Linked DNA regions of Homo sapiens: all the other regions are linked to region 5. A link is a contact called in ENCODE Hi-C or POLR2A ChIA-PET data. All regions are on one chromosome and are shown on one strand. Each heading gives the region's core, a stretch centred on a gene start or an enhancer-like site at or near the end of the contact. The rest is flanking DNA. Distances are from core to core; before and after follow the strand shown. Region 1 holds the start of GTPBP3 (GTP binding protein 3, mitochondrial). Region 2 holds the start of PGLS (6-phosphogluconolactonase). Region 3 holds the start of TPM4 (tropomyosin 4). Region 4 holds the start of BABAM1 (BRISC and BRCA1 A complex member 1). Region 5 holds the start of SMIM7 (small integral membrane protein 7).

The links. A loop is a pair of places that touch in the nucleus more often than their neighbours do. ChIA-PET counts read pairs that join two places held with the same protein, here RNA polymerase II (POLR2A). Pooled maps may share reads with other maps.
Region 1: a pooled map shows a loop between it and region 5 (13-fold over the local background). The contact joins the promoter of GTPBP3 here to the promoter of SMIM7 in region 5. A Hi-C loop is called at or near these places in 1 of 37 single-sample maps with no recorded cell type and 9 of 50 pooled maps. POLR2A ChIA-PET finds 5 or more read pairs at or near these places in 2 of 52 experiments (BJ and GM10248).
Region 2: a loop to region 5 is called in a pooled map, with 34 times the contacts of the local background. The contact joins the promoter of PGLS here to the promoter of SMIM7 in region 5. A Hi-C loop is called at or near these places in 1 of 37 single-sample maps with no recorded cell type and 8 of 50 pooled maps. POLR2A ChIA-PET finds 5 or more read pairs at or near these places in 2 of 52 experiments (activated CD4-positive, alpha-beta T cell and naive thymus-derived CD8-positive, alpha-beta T cell).
Region 3: a map with no recorded cell type shows a loop between it and region 5 (18-fold over the local background). The contact joins the promoter of TPM4 here to the promoter of SMIM7 in region 5. A Hi-C loop is called at or near these places in 2 of 37 single-sample maps with no recorded cell type and 8 of 50 pooled maps. POLR2A ChIA-PET finds 5 or more read pairs at or near these places in 1 of 52 experiments (B cell).
Region 4: a pooled map shows a loop between it and region 5 (17-fold over the local background). The contact joins the promoter of BABAM1 here to the promoter of SMIM7 in region 5. A Hi-C loop is called at or near these places in 2 of 37 single-sample maps with no recorded cell type and 11 of 50 pooled maps. POLR2A ChIA-PET finds 5 or more read pairs at or near these places in 2 of 52 experiments (activated B cell and activated T-cell).

What each region holds. Positions count from the first base shown.
Region 1 is chr19:17,334,303-17,338,806 of GRCh38, reverse strand. GTPBP3 (GTP binding protein 3, mitochondrial) reads right to left here and starts at 1,254. Exons shown (of 9, transcript NM_032620.4): 1 at 1,143-1,254; 2 at 552-799; 3 at 356-442; 4 at 66-268. The coding sequence starts at 1,195. ANO8 (anoctamin 8) reads left to right here and starts at 3,952. Exons shown (of 18, transcript NM_020959.3): 1 at 3,952-4,242. The coding sequence starts at 4,137. RefSeq lists enhancers at 270-941, 942-1,613, 1,614-2,285 and a silencer at 4,010-4,449.
Region 2 is chr19:17,510,045-17,515,038 of GRCh38, reverse strand. It overlaps PGLS (6-phosphogluconolactonase), which reads right to left and starts at 3,390. Exons shown (of 5, transcript NM_012088.3): 1 at 3,079-3,390. The coding sequence starts at 3,366. PGLS-DT (PGLS divergent transcript) reads left to right here and starts at 3,150. Exons shown (of 3, transcript NR_147835.1): 1 at 3,150-3,696. RefSeq lists enhancers at 1,917-2,572, 2,403-2,662, 2,625-2,919, 3,413-3,662, 3,230-3,886 and 1 more and silencers at 2,625-2,919, 3,163-3,212, 3,223-3,352.
Region 3 is chr19:16,074,993-16,079,978 of GRCh38, reverse strand. TPM4 (tropomyosin 4) reads right to left here and starts at 3,484. Exons shown (of 8, transcript NM_003290.3): 1 at 3,282-3,484. The coding sequence starts at 3,413. RefSeq lists enhancers at 595-824, 855-924, 2,413-3,142, 3,143-3,870, 3,871-4,600 and 2 more and a silencer at 2,925-3,834.
Region 4 is chr19:17,263,855-17,268,692 of GRCh38, reverse strand. BABAM1 (BRISC and BRCA1 A complex member 1) reads right to left here and starts at 1,250. Exons shown (of 9, transcript NM_014173.4): 1 at 1,166-1,250. USHBP1 (USH1 protein network component harmonin binding protein 1) reads left to right here and starts at 3,948. Exons shown (of 13, transcript NM_031941.4): 1 at 3,948-4,022; 2 at 4,346-4,447; 3 at 4,543-4,691. The coding sequence starts at 4,394. RefSeq lists enhancers at 762-1,473, 981-1,480, 1,741-2,200.
Region 5 is chr19:16,656,348-16,661,393 of GRCh38, reverse strand. SMIM7 (small integral membrane protein 7) reads left to right here and starts at 1,250. Exons shown (of 5, transcript NM_024104.4): 1 at 1,250-1,309; 2 at 1,394-1,435; 3 at 1,947-1,999. The coding sequence starts at 1,284. TMEM38A (transmembrane protein 38A) reads right to left here and starts at 255. Exons shown (of 6, transcript NM_024074.4): 1 at 53-255. The coding sequence starts at 176. RefSeq lists silencers at 188-437, 458-657.

The DNA.
Region 1 (4,504 bases), core at 5-2,504, 680 kb before region 5:
GGTCTCATGCAGGGGTTGCACAGATGGGGTCTCTGAGGGAGAGAATGGACAAATGGGGGACTTGCTTTGGTGAGGGTCTCGGCCCAGCCACGGCAGAGGTGGCCCAGCTCTCCGTCCAGCTGCCTGAGGGCCTGCCGCCGCTGCGCCTCTGTTTCCGCGTGGATAAGGTCCGCCAGCCCCTCCACTTCGGTCAGGTTCAGCTTCCCATTGGCGAACGCCCGTCTGGTGAACTCGCCTGCCTCCGCCGGTCGAAGCCCTGGCACGCTGCCTGCAGGAAGGTCCCAGTCTGACACCCCCTGGTCCCCACCCAGGCCCATTGGGAGGACCAAGCATCTCACCCAACGCTGCAACTCACCCAAGGCCTGCAGGACGCCGCTCACCACTGCCGGGCCTCCATGCACGTGGAACTCCACGCAGTCCTCACCGGTGAAACTCTGGGGACCTAATGTGACAGACAGGTGACAGGAGGACAGCACAGCCAGTGCAAACCCTTGGAAGGGGGAAACTGAGTCATGGGACCTACAGGAGGCTCGGAACCTGGGGACCCTCACCTGGGAACCAGAGCACCAGTGCGCGGTCCAGAGGCTCCCCGGAGCGGGGATCGCTGAGCAGGCGCAGGCTGGCGTGGCGAGCAAGGGGCAGGTCTCGGGGTGCTGTGAGAATTCGGAGGGCGTGGCCGCTGGCGGGGCCGCTGGTCCGGATCACTGCGATGCCGCAGCGGCCTTGGCCAGAGCTTAGCGCGAAGATGGTGGCGCCGGAGCCGGGGGCTGGTGCGCCGCTGCTCCGGCGCGTGCACAATCTGGAACCGGAGGGGAGGCGAATCAGCGCACCTGGGAGGCTCAGCCTCAGTGTCAAGTAGACCGAGGGCTCGATGATCGCGAGATGCTCCAGGTGGGGGGGTTCTGCGGCTGGGGGATGCACAAATTGGATGTTCTGAAGGCCGAAGGGTGACCGGATTAGGGACTGTGAGGCCAGAAGGAGACCCAGATATGGGCTCTGCCGCAAGGGTCATGAACGATTGAGGCACGGAAGAACGCGAATGATTGCTCTGCCGCAGGGAATTGGGCCCCTAAAACCCAGGGAGTGGGTCTGGGGTCCAAGCAGCACCCCAAGCTGTCGCACCCCTTCCCCTGTAGCCCCACCTGCGAGGCCCACGTGCCGCTTGGGCCGCCAGGGTCCAAAGCCCCCGCCACATGGATTTACAACCTGCGACCCGCCTGCCCGACCTGCCTGTGTGGCTTCAAGTCTGGGCAGGGGGCCCCGCCCACTCCGCGGCTTGACTAGTAAAGTGCTCAACTATTCTCGACCACCATTGGGTATCTTAGGATACGTCCTGCCCACCGTCTGAAGATACTCGCTTCCATTGGCTGGTGCAAGGGAGAGCGGGAGCGGGAGGCGGTATGGAGGTAGGTGTAGCGAAATGTTGTTCCCCGGGCAACATGAGACCAAATTTTTAGGGTCCTAGCGCAGCGAGGCTGACAATAGGAATAAGGAATGGAAGAAAGGACAGAGTTTGGCACAGGGCAGTGCAAATTACAGCGAGGGGAGGTTTTGAGTCCCGCATTTTCCATCTGCTCACTCCGCAGCCTTAGGCGTGGCAAGGACCTATGTGCGTTCAGTTTTCCCGTTCAAGAAAGGAGGGACTACACCTCTTTACGTTCAGGTTCAGACCGGAAACTCAGAGCATCTCGGTGACCGGGAGGGACGAGTACTGGAGAACCCACGCCCTGATCCAGGGAAAATCTTGCCCGAACTTCTGGAAAGAGTCCTACTTGCTTTTTCCGGAACTCTCCAGATTCTCTCCCCTCCCCAGCGTTCCCTTCTGCCGTTCCCTCGGCTTCGGATGCCCTTCCTCATTTGACAAACTCGTCTTCAAGGCCTAGCTCCAAGATCCCCTCCTCCAGGAAGTCTTCCTGGAACCCCCAGCACAGCCCTCTCTCCACTGTGGACTTCCTTGGCTCTCTGTCTCTCTGGTCCAGGTCTGCACCTGCAGAGCCAAGTGTCCGGTCAGTCTCTGGCTCCCCGAAAGCCAGAAAGGGGAGCCTCGGAGATTGCTTTCAGGTTAACCCAGGACAGCACTGAAACTCGGAATAAAGCGCTGATGGTGGAATTCCAGGCACTGGCTGGGCGGGGTCTCCGGGAGCGCCTTCGCATGGCGGATTCTCTGGTTCTGGATCAGAGCGGGCGGGCGGCGCACTTGCGTGTTAAGAAAAATCTGTCTGACAGAATAGAGTTCTAATACCCCCTTACCTCGCCCTGCTCAATATTTTTATTTACTTTATTATTTTATTTTATTTTATTTTTGAGACAGGGTCTCACTCTGTCGCCCAGGCTGGAGTGCAGTGGCGCGATCACGGCTCTTGCAACCTCCAACTTTTGGGCTCAAGGGATCCGCCCGCCTCAGCCTCCTGAGTAGCTGGAACCACAGGCGCGAGCCACCATGCCAGTCTAACTTTTCGGTGTTTCTTTTTGTTTGTTGTTTTTGTTTGTTTGTTTTGTTTTCGTTTTTTTGGTGGAGACGGGGATCTCACTACGTTGCCCAAGCTTTTTTTTTTTTTTTTTTTTTTTTTTGAGACGGGGTCTCGCTCTGTCGCCCAGGCTGGAGTTCAGTGGCGCGATCTAGACTCACTGCAACCTCCGCCTCCCAGGTTCAAGCGATTCTCCTGCCTCAGACTCCCAAGTAGCTGGGACTACAGGCGTGCGCCACCATGCCTGGCTAATTTTTTGTATTTTTAATAGAGACAGGGTTTGGCCATGTTGGTCAGGCTGGTCTCGAACTCCTTGCCTCAGGTGATCTACCCGCCTTGGCCTCCCAAAATGCTGGGATTACAGGCGTGAGCCACTGCGCCCGGCCGAGGCTTTAATATTTTAAGTTGTAAAATAGGAACAAATGATGACATATTTATATTTCATCTGCCATTCTCTAGTTGTTACATCTGTAACAAGCTAGTTATTACATCTGTAACAAGCTAGTTGTTACATCTGTAACAAGCGTACAGCAAGCGCCTACTGTGTGCTCGCATTGAGAACCAGACCTGGCCCCTCGTTCCTACCCTCGCTGGGCTTTCAGTCTAACAGACTGAGCTACTCAGAATAGTCAGGGGTTGGCCAAATGCCAGGTAAAACCCAGGTCGCCCAGCTAAATGTGAATTTCAAATAAACAATGAATAATTTTTTAGTACTAGTATGTCCCATGTAGACATAGGACATAGAAACATTTATGTATGTATGTATATATATGTATTTGAGACAGGGTCTCGTTCTGTCGCCCAGGATGCAGTGCAGTGGGTGTGATCTCAGCTCACTGCAGCCTTGACCTCCTGAGCACAAGCGATTCTCCTGCCTCAGCCTCCCAAGTAGCTGGGATTACAGGTGCGCCCCGCCCAGCTAACATTTATTCTTTTATCTGAAATTTACATTTAACTAGACGGACTGTATTTTTATTTGCTAAACTTGACAACTCTATGGGATCCTCTCCGAGGTTACATCCTGAAGGGAGTCGGTGTTAACCGGACGAAGAGTGCATGAGGAGTGTTCTAGGCAGCCAAATGGTGCGTGCAAAGTTCCTAAGCAGGGCTTGCTGTAATTATGTATCACAGCCCTACTGGGGTGGTTGAAGTTATTGTCACCAGGAATCTTCCCCAACCGGCCCGCCCCTCCCACGTCCTCCCTTAGTCAACTTACGCCCATCTCACATTCCAAACAGCGTCTCCAGGGTCCGGAGTTTGCAGATGGGGAAACTGAGGCTCCGAGGCGGGGACCAGAAGAAAGCATGGGTGGGGACAAGTTGGAGAATGCACCATCAGTGCGGGCGGGGACCAGCAGCAGGGAGCGAGGTAGGCGGGCGAGAAGGAAACCCAGAAAACAACACGGGCGGAGACGCGAACCAAAGAACTAGGCGGGCGAACTCAGCTGAGAACCCTAGAGTGACGTGCATCGGGCCGGGAAGGAGAATCGAGGTTCGGCTCGGGCGGGGACGAGAAGCAGCGCTCGGGCGAGCGAGGACCGAGGCCGGCGCGGGCGGGCGCGGCCTTTGTCTCCTCCTCCCGCGCGCTCCGCGGCTGCACCGGCCCCATGAGCCCGCGGCTCCCCGTCGCCCGGGCCGTCCGTAGCCCCTGACCTGACCTGTCCTCGCCATGGCCGAGGCCGCCTCCGGCGCCGGGGGCACGTCCCTGGAGGGCGAGCGTGGCAAGAGGCCCCCGCCGGAGGGCGAGCCTGCAGCCCCGGCGTCCGGAGTTCTGGGTATGTGTGCGGCGGCTGGACCAGACAGGGTTGCAGGTGCCTGGGGAGCCCGCGTCAACTACACGGGGAGGAGGATCAGGGTCAAACGTAACCTGGCGTGGTGTCTGGACGAGGGGCCGGCTCCTCCCGGCACTGCGGCTGCGGCCCGGCGGGCGGGGCTGGGACGGTGCTTCGGGCTGGGGTCCCGGCGCGGAGACGCGGACACGCCCCTCCGAGAGCCCCAGGCTTGGGCTGCGCCCTGCCACCCCCGGGCTGCGGGATC
Region 2 (4,994 bases), core at 2,141-4,640, 850 kb before region 5:
GGTGGGACAATCGGTTGAGCCCAGGAGTTTGAGACCAGCCTGGGCAGCATAGTGAAACTTCGTATTTACCAAAAATAAAAAATTAGCGGCCTGGCACGGTGGCTCATGCCTGTAATCCCAGCACTTTGGGAGGCCAAGGCAGGCGGATCACCTGAGGTCAGGAGTTCGAGACCAGCCTGACCAACATGGAGAAATCCCACCTCTACTAAAAATATAAAATTAGCTGGGCGTGGTGGTGAATGCCTGTAATCCCAGCTACTTGGGAGGCTGAGGCAGGAGAATCACTTGAACCCAGGAGGCGGAGGTTGTGGTGAGCTGAGATCGCGCCATTGCACTCCAGCCTGGGCAACAAGGGTGAAACTCCAACTCAAAAAAAAAAATTAGCTGGGCCTGGTGGTGCACACCTGTAGTCCCAGCTACTGAGGAGGCTGAGGCAGGGGGATTGATAGAGCCCGGGAGCTGAAGGCTGCAGTAAGCCACGATCATGCCTCTGCACTCCAGCCTGGGCAACACAACAAGATCCTATCTCAAAAAAAGAAAGAAAAGGAAAGGAAAAGAAAAGAAAGTATAGGAAGGGAGGAAGGAAGGAAGGGAAGGAAGGGAGGGAAGGAGGGAAGGAAGGAAGGAAATAGGGTCTTTGCAGATGTAATTAGTTAAGAACAAGTCATAGTGGATTAGTGTGGGCCCTAAATCCAATGACTGGCGTCCTTATATAAGATGAGAAGACACACAGAATCCAAGAAGGCCATGTGCAGACAGAGACAGGAATTGGAATGGTGTGACCCCAAGCCAAGGAACGCCCAGAGCCCCCAGAAGATGAGGAGAAAATGAAGGATCCTCCCAAAGAGCTTTCAGATGGGGCGTGACCCCACCAACACCTTGATTTCAGACTTCTGGCCTCCAGAACGGTGAGAGAATAAATTCCTGTGGCTTTAAGCCGCTCAGTTTGTGGTCATTCGTTATGTAGCCCTAGGGAACCGATATGATTCCCCTCACAGAGAACCGGCAGAAGGAGCAAGTCCTGGCTTCAGGTTTGCTCCCATCACACGGCTTTGGCCTTAGCTGAGCCCTCTTGCCACAGCTTGACCATGGCCAGCTCCTGCACATGCTCCAGCTCTCAGCTCAAATGGCACCTTCTCAGGACCTCCCACCCCATAGCCCTTGACGAATGCTCACTCCCTATTCCCTAGCACTCTGCAGCATTTCACAATTATTTATTTTGAGACAGAGTCTCAACTGTCGCCCAGGCTGGAGTGCAGTGGCATGATCTCAGCTCACTGCAACCTCTGCCTCCCACATTCAAGCGATTCTCGTGCTTCAGCCTCCCCTGTAGCCGGGATTACAGGCACACGCCACCACACCCAGCTAATTTTTGTATTTTTAGTAGAGATGGGGTCTTGCCATGTTGGCTAGGCTGGTCTCCAACACCTGACCTCAGGTGATCCACCATCCTTGGCCTCCCAAAGTGCTGAGATTACAGGTATGAGCCACCACGCCCGGCCAAAAACCTGCTTTTTTTTTTTTTTATCTTTAAGACAGTCTCACTCTGTCGCCCAGGGTGGAGTGTAATGGCATGATCTCGGTTCACTGATCATGCCTCACTCCTGCCTCAGCCTCCCGAGTAGCTGGGATTACAGGTGCGCACCACCACACCTGGCTAATTTTTGCATTTTTAGTAGAGACAGGTTTCACCATGTTGGTCAGGTTGGTCTCAAACTCCTGACCTCGTGATCCGCCCGCCTCAGCCTCCCAAAGTGCTGGGATTACAAGCGTGAGCCACCGCACCCAGCCAATTTTTGTATTTTTTTTTAGTAGAGACAGAGTTTTGCCATGTTGGCCAGGCTGGTCTCGAAATCCTGACCTCAGGTGATCTACTCACGTCGGCCTCCCAAAGTGCTGGGATTACACGCGTGAGCCACCGCACCCGGCCAAAACTTTTTAATGATGCTCTTGGAAAACACACACAGGAAGGCGGAAGTTAAATGTGTACCCAACTACGAAGTCAGATGAGGCAGGATCACACCCTGGCTGCCCCTCTGGTCACTAGATGCCTTGGGCAGGTAAGCTCACCTCTTCTGGCCTCAGTTTCTCCATCTGTGAAATGAGTGTAACATCTCATAGGCTGTGGTACGGACTCATGAATTGATGCATATAAAGCGTTCAGTAAGCCTTTTCTCTTAATAAAAAACCCACAAAACCATCATCAGCTCAAGATTCTATGCAAAGAGAAGACGGCACACCCAGCATGGGGTGTCCCTTGACGCTGCCAGACTCAAGTGACTTGAGGTTCCTGGCCTTTGAGCCCGCCCCTCCCACTCTTCCCTCGGCCAGGCCAAGGCTCCTCCAAGCCTCAGTTACCCTGTCTTTAAAAGAGCGCGCTCCTCTGATTCTATAGAATCCTGAGGCTCAAAGCCAAAGATGAACAGCCTGGAAGCAGAGCCATCAGAGCGGCAAAGCTGCCCAGGGATCCCCGAGAACTCGCTGGGGTTAGAGATCAGGACCCTGAGATTCAGGCTCTACACCTGATTCCTCGTGCCCCCGTCCGCTACGGGGCTGAGTTATGGGCATCGTTTGACATGGGCCACTCGGATTCCCTTCCAGGCCCTTGCCCGTGCCGTTCCCTCTGCCTGGCCACCGGATGAAGCAGGAAGACGGACTGCAAGTAGACCATTTCTAGCCCTGCCTAGATAAAGGCAGAGGGCGCAGTGAGGTCCTGCGGGACCCACTGTAGGCGGGGTTCAGGAGGCGGGCGAGCCCTGTCGGCTAGACCCCCAGCGGCCCCCGTAGTCGAGGTGCAGGCAGTGGGCGTGACCATCTCGGCATGACCCCCAGTGGCCCCCGTAGCCGAGGGCAACCGGTGGGCGCGGCCCTCTTGGCATGACCCCCAGCGACCCACGTAGCCGAGGTGCAGGCAGTGGGCACGGCCCTCTTGGCATGATACCCAGTGGCCCCCGTAGCCGAGGTGCAGACAGTGGGCGCGGCCCTTTCGGCATGGCCCCCGGCGGCCTCCGTAGCCGGGGTGTAGGCGGTGGCTGTGGCCCTCTCGGCGTGATCCCCGGCGGCCCCCGTAGCTCTCACCCGGTAGAGGCCGTACGTGCTCTCGGCGTGATCGAAGGGCACGAGGCGCTCGTCGCAGAAGCCCAGCGTCCAGCGCGCTAAGCTAGCTGGCCCGGCAGGGGCGACGGCGGCGGGTAGCTCGCGGGCTAGCATCGAGACGAGGCTCCCGCCCGACAGGCCGAGCGCGAAACGGGCGCGGGCCCCTGCCAGGCAGCATGCTGCGCGCTGGGCCACCAGCTGCGCTAGCGCCGCACCCAGCTCCTGGGAACTCGAGAACACCGAGATGAGGCCCGGGGCCGGCGCGGCCATGGCGAGGGCGGCGGCGGGGAGGAGGAAGCGCTCCCTACGGCCGTCGCTAGTACGCCTGCGCAAGGGCCGGCCCTGCCGCTTGGTTTCGAGTACTTTGGGTGATTGTCTTTGGCACATGCGCAGTGAGGCAAGTGAAGCACCGCGAAGGTCGGGCAGTCGGTCCGGCCCTACCCATTGAATCTTTGCCTGCTGTGCCTGAGTCGAAGTGAGTTCGGGAAGCCAGTGCCCGAATGCTCAACCTTGCTGTATCAGGGAGGGCCGGAGAGGGGAGCTCAAGAAGAGGACGTCCTATCGAGGTGGCAGGGATTTTCTGAAGGAGGGCGTATTTTGGTGAGTTTTAAAATTCCTGCACCGCCGGGCGCGGTGGCTGACGCCTGTAATCCCAACACTTTGGGAGGCCGAGGCGGGCGGATCACGAGGTCAGGAGATCGAGACCATCCTGGCTAACACGGTGAAACCCCGTCTCTACTGAAAACACAAAAAATTAACCGGGCGTAGTGGCGGGCGCCTGTAGTCCCAGCTACTCGGGAGGCTGAGGCAGGAGAATCGCTTGAACCGGGGTGGCGGAGGTTGCAGTGAGCCGAGATCGTGCCACTGCACCCCAGCTTGGGCGACAGAGCGAGGCTCCATCTCAAAAAAAAGTAGGGGATGAAAATATGCTTGTTGAATTTTTTTTTTTTTTTTTTTTACATTTTCCGGACGGACGGGCTCTTGCTATATGGTCTAGGCTGATCTTGAACCCCTGGGCTCAAGCGATCTTCCTGCCTCGGCCTCCCAAAGTGGTAGCATTCAGGCGAAAGCCACTGCGCCTGGCCATGCTTGTTGAATTTTTTAAGCTAACCCTCCTAGTGTGGTGGTGTGTCCCTCTGAGTGCCCAGAAAGGCCTCCAATCGAGTTCTTGCCTGGACAGAGGGCTGGAAGGGGAAGAAGGCCTGGTGGGCCTGGGGAGGCTGGGCCACTTCTGAGAGTGGGATATTTCAGTGATGTGTGTAAGCGCAGTTCAACTCACACAGGTAGTGGATTTTAAAATCAGTAGCAAATTAAGAAAACAATTCCATTTACCATAGCATCATAAAGTATAAAGTAGGCATAAATTTAATAAAAGAAGTACAAGACTGTACTTCTTGAGAGCTGTAGCTGGGCTTGGTGGCTCACAGCTGTAATCCCAGCACGTTGGGAAGCCAAGGCTGGACCCGGTGGCAGCTGCCTGTGGTCCCAGCTACTTGGGAGGCTGTGGTGGGAGGATCACTTGAGCCCAGGAGACTAAGGCTGCAGTGAGCTGTGTTCCTGCCATTCCACTCCAGCCTGGGCAATAGAGTGAGACCCTGTCTCGAAACAAGCAAAAGAACTAAAACTTTGGTGAAAAAAAAAATTAAAGATGATCTAAATAAATGGTAAGACATTCCACGTTCATGGATTGGAAAGTATAATATTGTTAAGATGGCAGTACTCCACAAATTGGTCTACGGATGCAATGTAATCCCTTTCAAATTTACAATGTTTTTGTTGAAATTGACAAATTGATCCTAAAATTAATAATAAATTGCAAATGGCCCCAAAATAGCCAAAACAATATTGAATAAAATACGAGGACTCATACTTTCTCATTTCAAACAATAAAAAGGTAC
Region 3 (4,986 bases), core at 2,235-4,734, 580 kb after region 5:
CGTAATCCTAACACTTTGGGAGGCGGAGGTGGGTGGATCACATGAGGTCAGGAGTTCGAGACCAGCCTGGCCAACATGGTGAAACCGCATCTCTACTAAAAATACAAAAAAATCAGTTGGGTGTGGGGGCAGGCGCCTGTAATCCCAGCTACTTGGGAGGCTGAGGCAGGAGAATCGCTTGAACCCGGGAGGTGAAGGTTGCAATGAGCCGAGATCGCGCCACTGCACTCCAGCCTGGGTAACAGAGCAAGATTCCGTCTCAAAAAAAAAAAATTATTAGGAAACCACTCCCTCTCCTGCCCTGAGTTCATACTGGGGGAAAAAAAAATAGAATGAGGCTAACGTGGCCGAAAAACTACACAAATAGAGTCAGGAAGGTTTCTCAGCCTCAGATTCCTAGAAGCAGAAAGAGGGCACTCCCACAGGTGTTTCGTATTGCAGTGTCCTCTGAAACACCAAATGCAGAGAATTGTGAAAACCACTGATGAAACTGTCTTAAGAAACGTCACTGAGGCCTTCCCATGAATGGGTGCCTTTCATTCTTTTTAATTGCCTAGATCTTAACTCCTCCTACCACCTTCAGTAACTGGGCCAGGAACTGATGTTGCAAAAACACTCTGCAACCAACACCATTATCGAATTCCAGGACATTTTCATAACCCGCCAAAGACAAACAAACAAACAAAAAACTGTGTACCCATTAGCAGTCGAGGAATTGATTTTAAAGATCAAACAGAGGTGCTTGATTCATGAGTTGTCTTTTAAGAAGTGAGTAGCCCTTATGTGGGAAATTCTGAATCCTGGCAAACAACGCTTTTGGCAGATTTTCAGCTGTCTGGAGTTGGGAGATACACGCATATCTGTACATGCATACATATATATGTATTTTTGAAAAACTGCTAGTCACGGCCGAGTCATTTTGGGTTCCACCCCTTCCTGCAATCAAAGCCTTCCACACGCTACAAAGGATTTCCCTTATAAGGTAAAAGAGGCTTGCTAGATACATGTGGCAAAGGAACAGGAAGATGTCAGTTAATCACACAAAAATCTAAACGAAACCAGCTGTCGGGAAACAGGCCCAGAAGTCTACCACACGCCGGCTCCTGGCTTATTCTACAAGAGTGAAAGGTTTTTTTTTTTTTTTTTTTAACCCACCCCTGGTCTTAGTTCCTTTTGCCCTGGGAGAGGTTTTCCCTCTCCCAGACGGAAAGAAGCATCCTTTGCTTTTTCAAGAACTTTTCGAACTTTTTCAAGAAGTCTTCAACTCTCCAAAAACATCTTCTCTCCCAACTAGACGGTCTTGCTCCTAAATCTTGGCTCCAGGCTGAGGGCCATTTTGAAGCCGAGTTAATTGTCCTCCAGCGAGATGACTTGGGATGAGATCAGAGCAAGAGCTGTGTCGGTTAAGTGTGAGAAAGAGGCCAGACCGGCTACCGATTGAGGCTTACACCGGGTTTCTAAGGCCTCTTGGGCCAAAGCAGCCCTTACAGGATTAGAGGCTTCAACCAAGGCCCATGCTGCAGCCCCCATCTGGGCTCTTTCCAGTCCTGGCAATTCACACCACCAATTCCATCTGGCTGGGCATCTTTTGCCTCTCTAGGGTCCCCACCCTGAGCCTCAACACTGAACTTTCAGGGCTTTTGGGCTTCAACCTCTATCCGCACACCCCCCCACCCTCATCATACAACTTTCTTGCCTCTGAGTCTGTGCACACCCATGTCTCTGGTCCCAGCAAACTTATTTATTCTATAAGACCCAGCTCAACCTCCATTTTGGAGCCTCCCCTGTCATGCTCCCATAACTGCACAGAAAACCCGTGGAATGCAGACCTCGCTCCATCAGTGAGTCAGCTCCCCTGCCTCCATTTGTCTATGAGCTCTTCCCAGGGCAGAGAAAACACAATTGAGGCTGGGCGCCGTGGCTCACGCTTGTAATCCCAGAACTTTGGGAGGCCAAGGTGGGCAGATCACGAGGTCAGGAGTTCGAGACCAGCCTGGCCAGCATGGTGAGACACTGTCTCTACTAAAAATCCAAAATAAAAAAAAAAAAATTAGCTGGGCGTGGTGGCGGGCACCTGTAATCCCAGCTACTCGGGAGGCTGAAGCAGGAGAATCTCTTGAACTCGGGGGGTGGAGGTTGCAGCGAGCCGAGATCGCACCACTGCACTCCAGCCTGGGCGACAGAGTGAGACTGCCTCAAAAACAAAACAACAAAAAACAACAACACAATTGATTATTTACAAAGCGCCAGGCTCCACGCCTGAGATTTACTCCTGGGACCCTCCCTGCTACTCTGGGGGGTCGGGATTCTTATCAGTCCTACTCGCAGATGGGAAAAAAGCTCCTAGAGAGCAAATACCAAGTCATGAAGCCTGTGGGTGGCATGATATGGGACCAGAATCCAAATCTGTCCCCAGACCCTGGCGGTGCCACCATCTGTCCCGAGGGACAGCCAGGAGGATGATGCAGAGAGGATGGTGAAACTCCCTCCTTTTTCAGACCCATTGTTTATCTCGGGCCCTGCGACTCGCGGCGGAGGCGCACAGCAGGCGCTCAAACGATCGTGGGTTCAGGGCCCCGCGCCAGCGTTCCCGGGGCCTTCTGGAGAGAGGCAGGGTCCCGCCGCCCCGGTTCCCGCAGGAATCAGCTGGAGAAAGGCGGGCGGCTTGGGGCTGAACTTCCTCCACCCCCCATCCCCCCCGCCGCCTGGAGCAGACACGTCGCCGCCGCGCCCCTGGGAACGGTCAGGGAAGCAAGCAGAAGCCGGGAAGCCGCGAAAGAGGCGAGAAAGTGCGACCCCCTCCCCAGATCCCCGGTCCCCCGTCGAAATCCCTGTCGGCCGGTCAAACCCTAGACAATGGAAGCTCCACGTTTTCATCCTCATTCTCCCCCACAAGTCCGGTCGCGGGTTCCCCTCGGCCCGGGACCCCGGCGCCAGCCCCGGAGTCGGAGCCTGCACGATACGCCCCCTCCCGCCGCTCCACTTCTCCACCCGGAGATCGCTCACCCCCTCCGCCCCATCCCCCCATTTCCCGCTTGGCCGGCCCCGCCCGACCCGGAGGCGGCGCCCCCTCCCCTGTCCCAGGCCCAGGAAGGAGGACGGCGGAGGAAGTAGGGGGTCCTGGCTGCGGGCGCAGGGATGTGGGTCGGCGATCGGCGTCCGAGGGCGTAAAAAGGCGGCCCGAGGACTGCGCGCGGGCGGGCAGCGCGGGAAGCCGGGAAGAAAGGAGGGCGCGCGGGGGAGGAGGCTGCGGGTGCGGGGCCCGAGGCCGGGGCGCTCACTTTCTCGCGCCGCTCGCGCTCGCCGTCCAGCTCCCGCTGCAGGCCCTGCGCGCGGTCTTCCGCCTCGTCCGCCTGCTGCTGCAGGGCCTGGATCTTGCGTTTCACCGCCTCCAGGGAGTTGAGGCCGGCCATGGCGCGGAGGCGCAGAGGCGCACGGGCAGCGGCGGACGCTCGGCTGGGCTCGGCTCCGGCGAGAGCTGCACAGCCGCGCCCCGGCCCCCCAAGCCTTTGCCTGCGCGGGGGCCGCCCCCGCCTCTCCCCGCCCCCCGGGCCGGCTGCCGTCGGGGCGATGAGGTCACCCGGCCGGACCGCCGACGTCAGCACCGCTGGGGGAGGGCCTGACGTCGGCACCGCTGGCCACAGCTGCTGGAAAGTGCCCCTTTTCGGGACTTATTTGGAGAAAGCGCTGGGAGGCGCCGCCTTCTCCTCCTCCTCTTCCTCCTCCCCCTGCGGCTCTCCCCGCCTTCCCGGCCCCGGGGCTCCGGCCTGGCCCCGCCGCGGGCTCCCGCATCCCTGCACACGTACGTCGGAGGCCTTCTTCTCCGTGAGCTCCAGCTTCTCCTGCGCGTCCTTCAGGTCCTCGGAATATTTATCCAGCTCGTCCTCTGTCCCTTTTAGTTTCTTCTGGAGGTGCGTCAGCTCCTCCTCCACCTGGGGACGACAGAGCGAGGAACGGGTCAGCCTGGGGGGGGGGTCACGTCCCCGAGGTGCAGGGGCGGTCCCCCCCAATATTCACAAGAGTCCTCCGTCTCTCTCTGGGCATCAGTTTCCTTATCTGTAGAACAGGGGTTGCGATAGCATGCACCACGCCATCCATGCTACCTGATAGTGGGATTTTCACATCTTTCCCTCGTCCTGAGGACCAGCTGTTTTGGGCTTATTGGGGTCCCCAGTACTCTAGGGAGATCAATGGCAGCTTTTGGGAAACTGAAGACTCCAAATGTTTTCCAGAAATACACACATTCCAGTTTCAGAGGTGCAGCCTCACCATGATCTGGAGTTAAGCAATCTCATTCTCTGCGCGTGGATCCCTCCGCCCATCCCTGTCCCCAGCCTTTCTCCCTCTGGTTCTGACCCCAACACGGGGTCAGAGAAACTTTCTAACAAATACGCCTGCCCTCTTTCTGCCTAGAACCTGCTATGGCTCCCTATGGCCCAAGGCAGTGGTTCTTAGACTGTCTTACCAAAATACTCTGAAGGGCTGAAGGGCTCAGACCTAGTCCCTCATTTCTGGGCTTTGGGGAGCTTGGCTAGAAGAGACTCGCCCCTACAGGATCACTTTCTTTGAAGGCTCGGGTTAAATCTTTAAAATTTTTGCATATAGGCCATGTTCATTTTAATAAAAATGTCCCCTACTTTCCCTAAATTTTCAGTCCTCTGTTTATCCCAAGAGTCCTATCCTCCCATCACTCCTAGTTTGAGAAGCTCAGGCCTATGGATTACAAACCACAGACCCCATCACCTCTCTTTGTCACCCCCCACCACACCGGTCTAGAGTTGGCTCAAGAAGACTTTTCTGTCACCTCCAGGCTGAAACTCCCTCCCTGGGCCCCCAACTCTGGATTAGGGTGATCATATCCAGCTCATGCCTGGATCTGACTTTTTTTTTTGAGAGTCTCGCTCTGTCACCAAGGCTGGAGTGCAGTGGCACGATCTCAGCTCACTGCAACCTCCGCCTCCTGGGTTCAAGTGATTCTCCTGCCTC
Region 4 (4,838 bases), core at 1-2,500, 610 kb before region 5:
CTTTGGGAGGCCGAGGCAGGTGGATCACCTGAGGTTGGAAGTTCGAGACCAGCCTGACCAACATGGAGAAACCCCGTCTCAACTAAAAATACAAAATTAGCCGGGCGTGGTGGCGCATGCGGATAATCCCAGCTACTCGGGAGGCTGAGGCAGGAGAATCGCTTGAACCCGGGAGGGGAGGCTGCGGTGAGCCGAGATCCCGCCACTGCACTCCATCCTGGGCAAAAAGAGCGAAACTCCGTCTCAAAAAAAAAAAAAAAAAAAAGATTGGTTACTAAGAAGGAAGAGGGGCGATGAGCCGCTTACTGATGATGAGTCACTCCTCTTAGGGAGTCACTTTCCTCAGCTGCAGAATGGCTGCCTTTTACACCTCTCAGCCGAGCAGCCACTCCGACATAAGATAACAGTCCCCCCTCTTTTTTCCTCTTTTTTTTTTTAACGTAGTGCTAGCCCCATGCCCCTACTCGGCCAGTGAGCACATCCCAGCTCTCTGGCCACTGAAAATGGCTCAGGGATGGGCACATGACCCAAATCAGGCCATTGAGTGGCAGCTCTGCAACTTCTAGCAGTGTCATCAAGGAAAAGAGACTCTCATTAGAGTTGCAGAGCTGGTAGAATAAAGTTGAGAGCTGTGAGGGGCCCCTTTTGCCTCGGTAAAAAGCGAAATGGTCTCCACCGAGAAAACTGCAGATCGAATTCTGACCACCTGGACCCAGCTCCTGTTAGACCCAATCTATAAGCCACCAACTTCCTTTTCTTCCTTAAGCCAGATTGAGTAGGGTTTTCTGTTACCTAAAACTGAAAATGTCTTGGTGAATAAGGGAATAATAACCTCTAGGACACCCTCGTCCCTAGCGGGTGTCTGCATGAGGGAGAAGCAAAATATTAGTACTGTGGTTCCCCTTGGAGAGAAACAGGACGCGAATGGAGCAGTTTGTCTATCTGGGAAATAGGCACGGGCTTCCCAAGATGGTCTTTGAGCGCCTTGCAGTCCCCACACCTCTAAGAAAAACAAGGCTTTAGCGGCAGCAAGAAGGATGGAGGCTACACTGCAGGAGAAACCAGAAATAAAGGCGGAAGCCCCAGGAAAGGCGAGGAGCTGGATCTCTTGGGGCAAAGGGAGCTGGGCCCCTAGGAACGGGCCCCACACGCTTTCACCACCCACCTTCGGCTCACCGTAGCCTGAACCTCCTTCTAAATCAGCCGCCGACTCACTAGGAAGCCGCCATCTTTACAGCCGGAAGTTGTACGGCGCAGCCCCGACGCCTCCTGGGAAATGTAGTTCAGCGGGCTGCAGAACAAGCAGAGACAGAAACTGGTTGAGGCTAGAAAGAACTTGGAAACTGATAGGCTGAAACTGGGTTGGGGGTGGGGTTTGGAGTGAGAGCTGCCTGGAGCTGGGTGCGGCGGGACCTGGAATGTGATTGGCTACACTGGAGCAAAGTATGAAATGTGATTGGATTAAAAAAATTAGTGAATTTTTGTTTTTGGCCGAATCAGACTACAATAGTCAGTGCTTCTACCGTGATAGGCTGAAACGTGGAATAGAGGTGGAGCTTGCAATGTGATAGGCTAAGAGGGACGGAGAAGGCCGATTTAGGGAAAGAGGAGGAGCTGATTGGTGATTGGTGGAGCTGGCCTGAGCCTCCATGTGGGGCAGGTATTCCCATGTGGGTGTGGCCTGAGCATCCAGGGCCCTTCCCAATTACTTAATTCTTGTTCCTTATTTTACATATATTTGCATGAATCAAAAAATACTTACTCTGGTCTTATTGGGTCACTGTAGGTGGAGCGAAGCTAAGTCGGGCCTATTTCAAGCCTACCTCTTTTTTCATGGCTTTTTTTTTTCTTATTTTTAGAGACAGGGTATCGCTCTGTCGCCCAAACTAGACTGCAGTCACGCGATCATGGCTAGTCACTACAGCCAAGCGATCGCTCAAGTAGCTGGGACTACAGGCGAGGACCACCGCATCAGACTACCCTAGGCTTCCTTCCTTTTTTTTTTATTTTTATTTTTTAGATGGAGTCTCACTCTGTCGCCCAGGCTGCCGTTGTCTTCTTAGTGCACACTTCCCCCTTAGCCCCAGAAGTATTTATTTATTTATTTTTATTTTTTTGAGACAAGAGTCTTGCTCTGTCGCCCAGGCTGGAGTGCAGTGGCTCAATCTCGGCTCACTGCAACCTCCACCTCCAGGGATCGAGCAATTCTCCTGCCTCAGCCTCCCAAGTAGCTGGGATTACAGGCATGCACCACCAGGCCCGGCTGAGATATATATAGTATTTTTAGTAGAGCTGGGTTTTTGTTGTGTTTTTTTTTTTCGTTTTTGTTTTTGTTTTTTTGAGATGGAGTCTCGCTGTGTCACCTAGAGCGGCTCTTTGAAGGCTCTAAGCCTTTGCCCAGGAAGTTCCTTCTGCCTGGAATGCTGTTCCTCCTGTTGCTTTTCTGGCAAGTTCTTTATGCTTCAAAGCTCACCTTACACAGCCCCTCCGGCTATTCTCGAATTAGAGCCTGGCCAATGTGGCCGGCTTCTTTGACCCTCAAAAAAAAAAAAACAACTGAGGAGTTGGGGGCAGTGGCTCACACCTATAATCCCAGCATTTTGGGAGGCTGAGGTGGGTGGATCACGAGGTCAGGAGTTAGAGATCAGCCTGGCCAATATGGTGAAACCCCGTCTCTACTAAAAATACAAAAAATTAGCTGGGTGTGGTGGCGCGCACCTATAATCACAGCTACTCAGAAGGCTGAGGCAGAAGAATTGCTTGAACCCAGGAGGTGGAGGTTGCAGTGAGCCGAGATCGCACCACTGCACTCCAGCCTGCGTGGCAGAACAAGATTCCATCTAATAAAATAAAATAAATAAATAAACTGAGGCTTCAAGTGGCTCTTAAATGTTTCTGGGGCTGGTGGGGTCGGTGGCTCATGCCTGTAATCCCAACACTTTGGGAGGCTGAGGTGAGTGGATCACCTGAGGTCAGGAGTTTAAGACCAGCCTCGCCAACATGGGAAAAACCCATCCCTAGCCGGGTGCGGTGGCTCACGCCTGTAATCCCAGCACTTTGGGAGGCCGAGGCTGGCAGATCACTTGAGGTCAGGAGTTCGAGACCAGCCTGGTCAGCATGGTGAAACCCTGTCTCTACTAAAAATACAAAAATTAGCTGGGCATTGTGGTGGGCACTTGTAATCCCAGCTACTCGGGAGGCTGAGGCAGGAGAATTTCTTGAACCCAGGAGGTGGAGGTTGCAATGAGCCAAGGTTGCGCCACTGCACTCTAGCCTAGGCGACAGAGCAAGACTCCATCTCAAAAAAAAGAGAACTGTCAGCCCACAATGAAGAGACAGGCAGAGAAGAAAAGTTCACAGGGGAGCCAAATAAAAACCATCAGCTCACGGGAACATTCTAGCTCTTTTTTTTTCTTTCTTTTTGAGACAGGGTCTTGCCTTATTACCCAGAATGGAGTGCAGTGACGTGACCACGGCTCACTGCAGCCTCAACTTCCAGGTGTTAAGCAATCCTCCCACCTCAGCCTCCTGAGTAGCTGGGACTACAAGCGTACGCCACTACTCCTGGCTAATTTTTATATTTTTTGTAAAGACGGGGGTCTCGCCATGTTGCCCAGGCTTGTCTTAAACTCTTGGACTCAAGCGATCTGTCTTCCTCAGCTTCCCAGAGTGCTGGGATTACAGGTGTGAGCCATGGTGCTCGGCCCATTCTAGCTCTTGAGAAATAAAATCCAAGAGTCAGAGCTAGAAGGGCCATGAGTTTGGAGGCTGAGAAGAGGAGGGGCTGAAACCTTGGGAGTCAGGTATGTGTGCCCCGCTAGGGCTGCAGGAAGCCGCTGTCCCCGAGAAGGAAACAACACAATAACAAGTCACGTGACCAGGGGAGGGGGTTTCCTGTTTCCCAGCCCCTCCCAGGCCAGGCTTGGCCAGCCCAGGCCTGAACAGGCAGTGGTCAGAGTGACCCCAACAGAGTGTCCCGGGACTCAGGCCTCTGATCAAGTTACCCCCAGAGGATCAGAGAGGTAGAGAGAGCTGAACCTCTCATTTAGGAGGGCCGGGGAGGAGAGGGAATTCTTGAGATCGCATTCCCAGGCTCAAATAGAGGAGGAAAGTGGACAAAGACGTAGTGAAGGTAAAGAAGGCAGAGAAGAAGGGGGAGATCAGGACAACCTTCTTAGGTAGTGAGCTCCCTGTCCAGGGAGGCATTCAAATCTGCCCAATCAACATTGATAACAAAATCCCTTCCTGAGGGGTAGTCAGTGCCCCATTTCACAGCAGAGGAAATTGAGGTTGTCCTTTGTCCAGGACAACAAAGGCAAGAGCTCATGGCAGGCTGTGGTTTTAGGGGTTGACGAAGGAGAAGCATTCAGAGGGCACTGGCTTCTGGACAGCAATGAGTGCCCGGGCCACGCGGCCCCGAAGCCGGCGAGGGAGGCATGCTCCACCCGTAAGTGTCACCCTCTCCCCTCCACACCCAGATCCTGGGGACCCCAAGGTCCTGTCCTGCCTGGCTCAGAGCAGGGCCCCGGGGGTCATTTGCAGGGTGAACTGGATCCCGTGGCTGAGAGTTCAGAGGAGGTCGAGGCAGCCAGTGGGAGCTCCAAGCCCAGCTTTGCCCCACCTCCGGTGAGCTCCGGGCTGGAGCAGCTGGGCCCCATGGAGGAGGTCAGTGGCCAAGGCCTAGGAAGCAGGTAAGACCCGCTTGGTCTGTGCCCTTCACTCCAGTCCAGACGCATCTTTGCCATCCACAGATCTGCTGATGTGCCTGCTCTGCTCACACACCTACCATAGCTCCCTATTGCCTTCAGCCTGACTTTCTTTTTTTTTTGAGTCTTGCT
Region 5 (5,046 bases), core at 1-2,500:
CCGGCCCGCGCCACCCGCTGCCGGTCCCCTCCAGCCCCCCGCCCCGGCTCACCTGGCTCATACTTGAGGTAGAGGATGGAGACGATGAAGTAACTGAGGTCGAAGACGGGGAAGAGCGGCACCCGCGAGAAGCTGAGCGCCAGTTCGCCCAGGCTCAGCGCCGAGAGCAGCTCCATGGCGCCCGCCTGCCCGCCTGCCGGGTGCCACCCGGGGCCCCGGCCTCGTCCGTCCCGCCGCCCGCGGCCCGGCGACTGCGCCCCCGCAGCTGGGCCCGCCCCCGCCCGCCAGGCGCCACCCCAGGCCCGGCCCCCGCGGGAGAGGAGGGGCGACGGCCCACCCCGGGACAGGTGGTGGGGACGCCCAGCACCACGGACGCAGCTGGACGGTCGGGCGTCCCAGGCGTTGACCCTCCTGCCATCGCTACCCCGTTCCGCCCAGCGAGGCGGGGTGCGGGGCACCCGTGCAAGGCGAGGGAGGCTGGGGAGCTGCCTGTTCTGGGGGCCCGTCCCTCACGGAGCCCACCCACGCGGGACGCCCGTTCCCAGGGGGCCGGATCGGCCAGGACTTTGTCCCCGTGGGCTCAATTAGGACCCCGATCTTCGGTGGAGCCCAGTGAGGACCCCTACGCCATGGTGGGACCCCATGAATCAGAACCCCTGTTCCCCGTGGAGATAGGTTAGGACCTCGGTCCTCTGTGGAGCCCCGTCAAGACTTTTCTGCCCCATAGGGTCCGTTCGATCAGGAACCCCGTCTCCGGTGGGGCTCTGCAAATCAGGACGTCTTGTGGGGGGCAGCTCAGTGGGAACCCCCGTTCCCCATGGGGCCCAGGAGGATCTCATTTTAGAGCCCAGTTGGTTGGGGCACCCGTTTCTAGGGACCCCACTGCGTCAGGACCCCGCACCCTGTGCAGCTCAGGAGTCAAAGGATTCCTTTTGTCCAGAAGCCCAATTTGGGACCCCAGAAAGTGAGTAGGAATTGCTGCCCAGCTAACCCTACGGCATCGAGACCTCACGCATGCGCGGCACGCTTCGAACGCGTGACCCAATCCCGCCCCCAGGAGACCCCGCTCCTCCCATTCTGGCTCTCGGGGCCTCCCCAGCGAGGTGGGGCGCTCGCGCTCCCCTAAGGGGGTCTGGCCTGCAGAGGGCGGGACCCTCCCAGCCTTGACCTTCGATTGGCCCAGCCCTCGCCACTGTTGCTTTAGGATTGGTCGGCTTGTGCTCCTCTCCCCTCCCTCCCTGGGGCTTCCGCTTCCGGTTCTGACGGACGCTTCGGCCGTAACGATGATCGGAGACATCCTGCTGTTCGGGTAATTAGGGGGACCAGAGGCTGGGAAGAGAGAGCCAGGCAGGACGCGGGGGCGCCCCTAGTAACTGTAATTCTCCCTCTGCAGGACGTTGCTGATGAATGCCGGGGCGGTGCTGAACTTTAAGCTGTGAGTAGGTCGCGGCCGGACTGCGGCTCCATCCGGGGAACCCGTAGCCCCGCCCTCATAAGCGTGATCTCGGCGCACTTCTCAGGCCCCGCCCCCAAGCCGCAGGCCCCGCCCTATCCGCCCTCTGGGCACGCCTCCAGCCTGGTTTATCTTCCTCGCCCCCCACCCCCCGAGAGACCTTAAACCCATACTCTCCGTTCCTTGGTTGTCCCTCTGTTCACCTTCCTGGAGAGCTTAAGCCCCATCCCCCAAGAAATAGCCCCACCGCGGACCTTCCGCCCTGCACCCGCACTGTCGGGCCACTTTGTAAACGGTCGGTGGCTGCTGACCTGGCTGTGATTGTCCGGGCAGTGGGGGCCCAGAGAAGGGTATTGAACGTCAGAGGTCACACAGCAAGTTTGCGGCAGGGCCAGGGCTGAAACTTAGTGTTTGTGGCCTTCTGAGCTGGGGGTCAGGGGGCTGAGGACTCTATGTCCCATTGAAAGTGGACACTGTCTGCTCCTCTTTGTAGGAAAAAGAAGGACACGCAGGGCTTTGGGGAGGAGTCCAGGGAGCCCAGCACAGGTAAGGTCTAATTGGATCCTGGAATTGCATGGTCCACTTCAGAGGACAGTTCTGTTTCGCCAAGCCCTACCTTCGTTTTCTTTCTTTCTCTTTTTTTTTTTTTTTTTTTTTTGACACAAGGTCTTGCTCTGTTGTCCAGGTTGGAGTGCAGTGGTGCGATCATGGCTCACTGCAGACTCGACCTCCTGAGCTAAAGTGATCCTTCCACCTCAGCCCCCTTAGTAGCTGGGATTACAGGTGTGTGCCACCATGCCAGGCTAAATTTTGTATTTTTTGTAGAGATGGGGTTTCTCCACGTTGCCCAGGCCGGTCTCGAACTCCTGGGTTCAAGTGATCCCTGCCTTGGCCTCCCGAAGAGCTGGGATTACAGGCGTGAGCCACAAGTTTTCTCTTTAATTGAGCGTGTGTGTGAGTGGGAGATGACTGAGAATGTGCTAGCCTTTCTGCCTACCTCTGTCATCTATTTCTTTCTCCTACCAGACCTCCCTGATGTGAGCACTCACATCACTTCCTACCGTTATAATGTTCTGTTATGTTTGCTGTCATCTGGCTAATGTCTGCCCCTCACATATGACTGTAAACTTCAGAGAAGAGGCCCTAGCTTGGCTTGTCCCATCCTTTGTTCTTGCCGTACCCGTCCTCCGATGCCTGTGAATGAATGAATGAACAACCTCACACATAGCTGTTGCTTTCAGAGTGCTGCAGACCTGCCACTTTTAAAATTAGATGCCAACATTAGATTTTTAATCAGGAGATTTTATATAAAAATTAAGATGTCTGATTTTTCTTGAAAAATTGGAACATTCTGCAACTCAAGATTCAGGAGAGCTGTTTGCATCTATTGAGTGTAGTTGAGAAGGACTCTGAGGAGGTGGGGCCTGTAGACTCTGCCTCATCCCAGCCCTAACCCCTTCATATGTCTATCATCTGCCTGGGCCCTGGAGGCCCCAGAATTTACACTTCCTGCTGAATTTGATTGTGTAACTATTTGGAGTCTTAAGGGGATCTGTACATGACTATTGTATCCATTCATTAATTCTTTCATTCACCAGATATTTGAGTACCTAACGCATGCTGGCTACTGTGCTAGGTGCTGGGGTACAGCAGGGGTAAGACAGATAGAGTGGAACTTACCATGGGGTGGGACACATGGTTTCTAAGCAGGGAATAGATAGTGACAGAGGTGACGTTAGGTGACAGAGGCAGGGAGTCACAGGATGGTGATGGGGTTGCCCTCCTGCTGGGGTGTGGAAGGGAAGGCCATTTGAGGAGGCGGCGTCACAGTCAAGGCGGTGGATGCCATGATGGAGCACTGCCCAAGGATGGGGGAACCCTGAGGAACAGAGGTTTTCTTCTTTTAGAGACAGGGTCTTGCTCTGTTGCCCAGGCTGGAGTGCAGCGGCACAGTCATAGCTCACTGCAGCCTTGAGCTCCTGGGTTCAAGAGATCCTCTTGCCTCAGGCTCCCAAGTAGCTGGGACTACAGGCACTTACTACCACGCCTGGCTAATTTTCTAAATGTTTTTTGTAGAGATAGGTATCTCGCTGTGTTAACCAGGCTGGTGTCCAACTCTTGGTCTCAAACGATCCTCCCACCTCAGCCTCCCAAAGTGCTGGGATCACAGGCATGAGCTACCACGCCTGGCCGAGCTGAGATTTTGAAGACACTCCAGCAGCTCCCCTTTTTGGGGGCCTGCCCTTGGGTGCTGACCCAGTTAGGTGCTTCCTGTTAGTGTTGCATTCTCCCTCCATTCTTAAAAGATAATGGTCACTTTCCCATTTTACAGATCAGGAAACTGAGGGTCAGAGATGTGGCTCAACTTTTTTGTGGCCACATAGGGAATCAATGAGAATCAGGATTAGAACCTGGGTTTTTCTGACTCTAGCGGTTGTGCACTCAATCACTAGACCATCTGTCCGTCTATCCATTGATCCATCCATTCATACATTGACTCAGCAGCCATGTGTTACTTAACCCCCACGTGGAAGGCACTACCAGGCCCTAGAGTTGCACTGTACAGATCCGAATCAGAGCTCCAGTGGGCGGGAGATTTGGCACAAAGTGGCAGGAGCATCAGTGACAGGGATGCCAGGCAGGGCACCAGTGCTCTGTCAGGAGCTTCCTGCTTTGCTGTGTCCAGTCTCCTTCCAGCCCAGGTGCTGCACCTGCTGCTTCCCCTGTGGGAGCTGCTCTTTGCCCTCCATCCTCTTTGCCTGGCTTAACTGTAATACCATAGTGGCTGCATTTGTTGAGAGCGTCATGCGTGCCAGGCAGTGTGCTAAGGTCTTCCTAGCTGCCTGACACCCCTATTGACACAAGAGGGAATGCACATAGATAGTGCAGGGATGGTCCCAGGTCACCAGGTCACCTGTGCAGAAGGACAGAGGCAGGATTTGAGCTCACATTTGTTAAACTGCCCATGTTTGAGGTCAGAACTTGGAGCTCTGGCACTTCCTCAGAAAGCCTGTTTTTTGTTTTTTTGTTGTTTTTTTTTTTGAGATGGAGCCTCTCTCTGTTGCCCAGGCTGGAGTGCAGTGGCACCATCTCAGCTCCCTGCAATCTCCGCTTCCTGGGTTCAAGCAATTCTCCTGCCTCAGCTTCCCTATTAGCTGGGATTACAGGCACCCACCACCATGCCCAGCTAATTTTTGTATTTTTAGTAGAGATGGGGTTTCGCCATGTTGGCCAGGCTGGTCTCGAACTCCTGACATCAGGTGATCTGCCCTCCTTGGCCTCCCAAAGTGCTGGGATTACAGACTTGAGCGACGGCACCCGGCTGGAAAGGCTTTTTTTTTACCTCCCACCCTTCCCCATGCACATGCCATGTTGGGTCTCTGCAGTGTGTATTCCCAGGACACCCAAACTTTCCCACCAGAGCAGTCACATGTGAATATTTGTTTAGTATTTCTCCTCCCCATATGCTTGTTGGGGCAGAGCCACCGGTCTTTGTTTCTTTCTGTATCCCCTGTATACTGCTGTTGCCTGGAATGAGTAACCTTTTTTTATTTTTTGAGACAGAGTCTCACTCTGTTGCCCAGGCGTGCAGT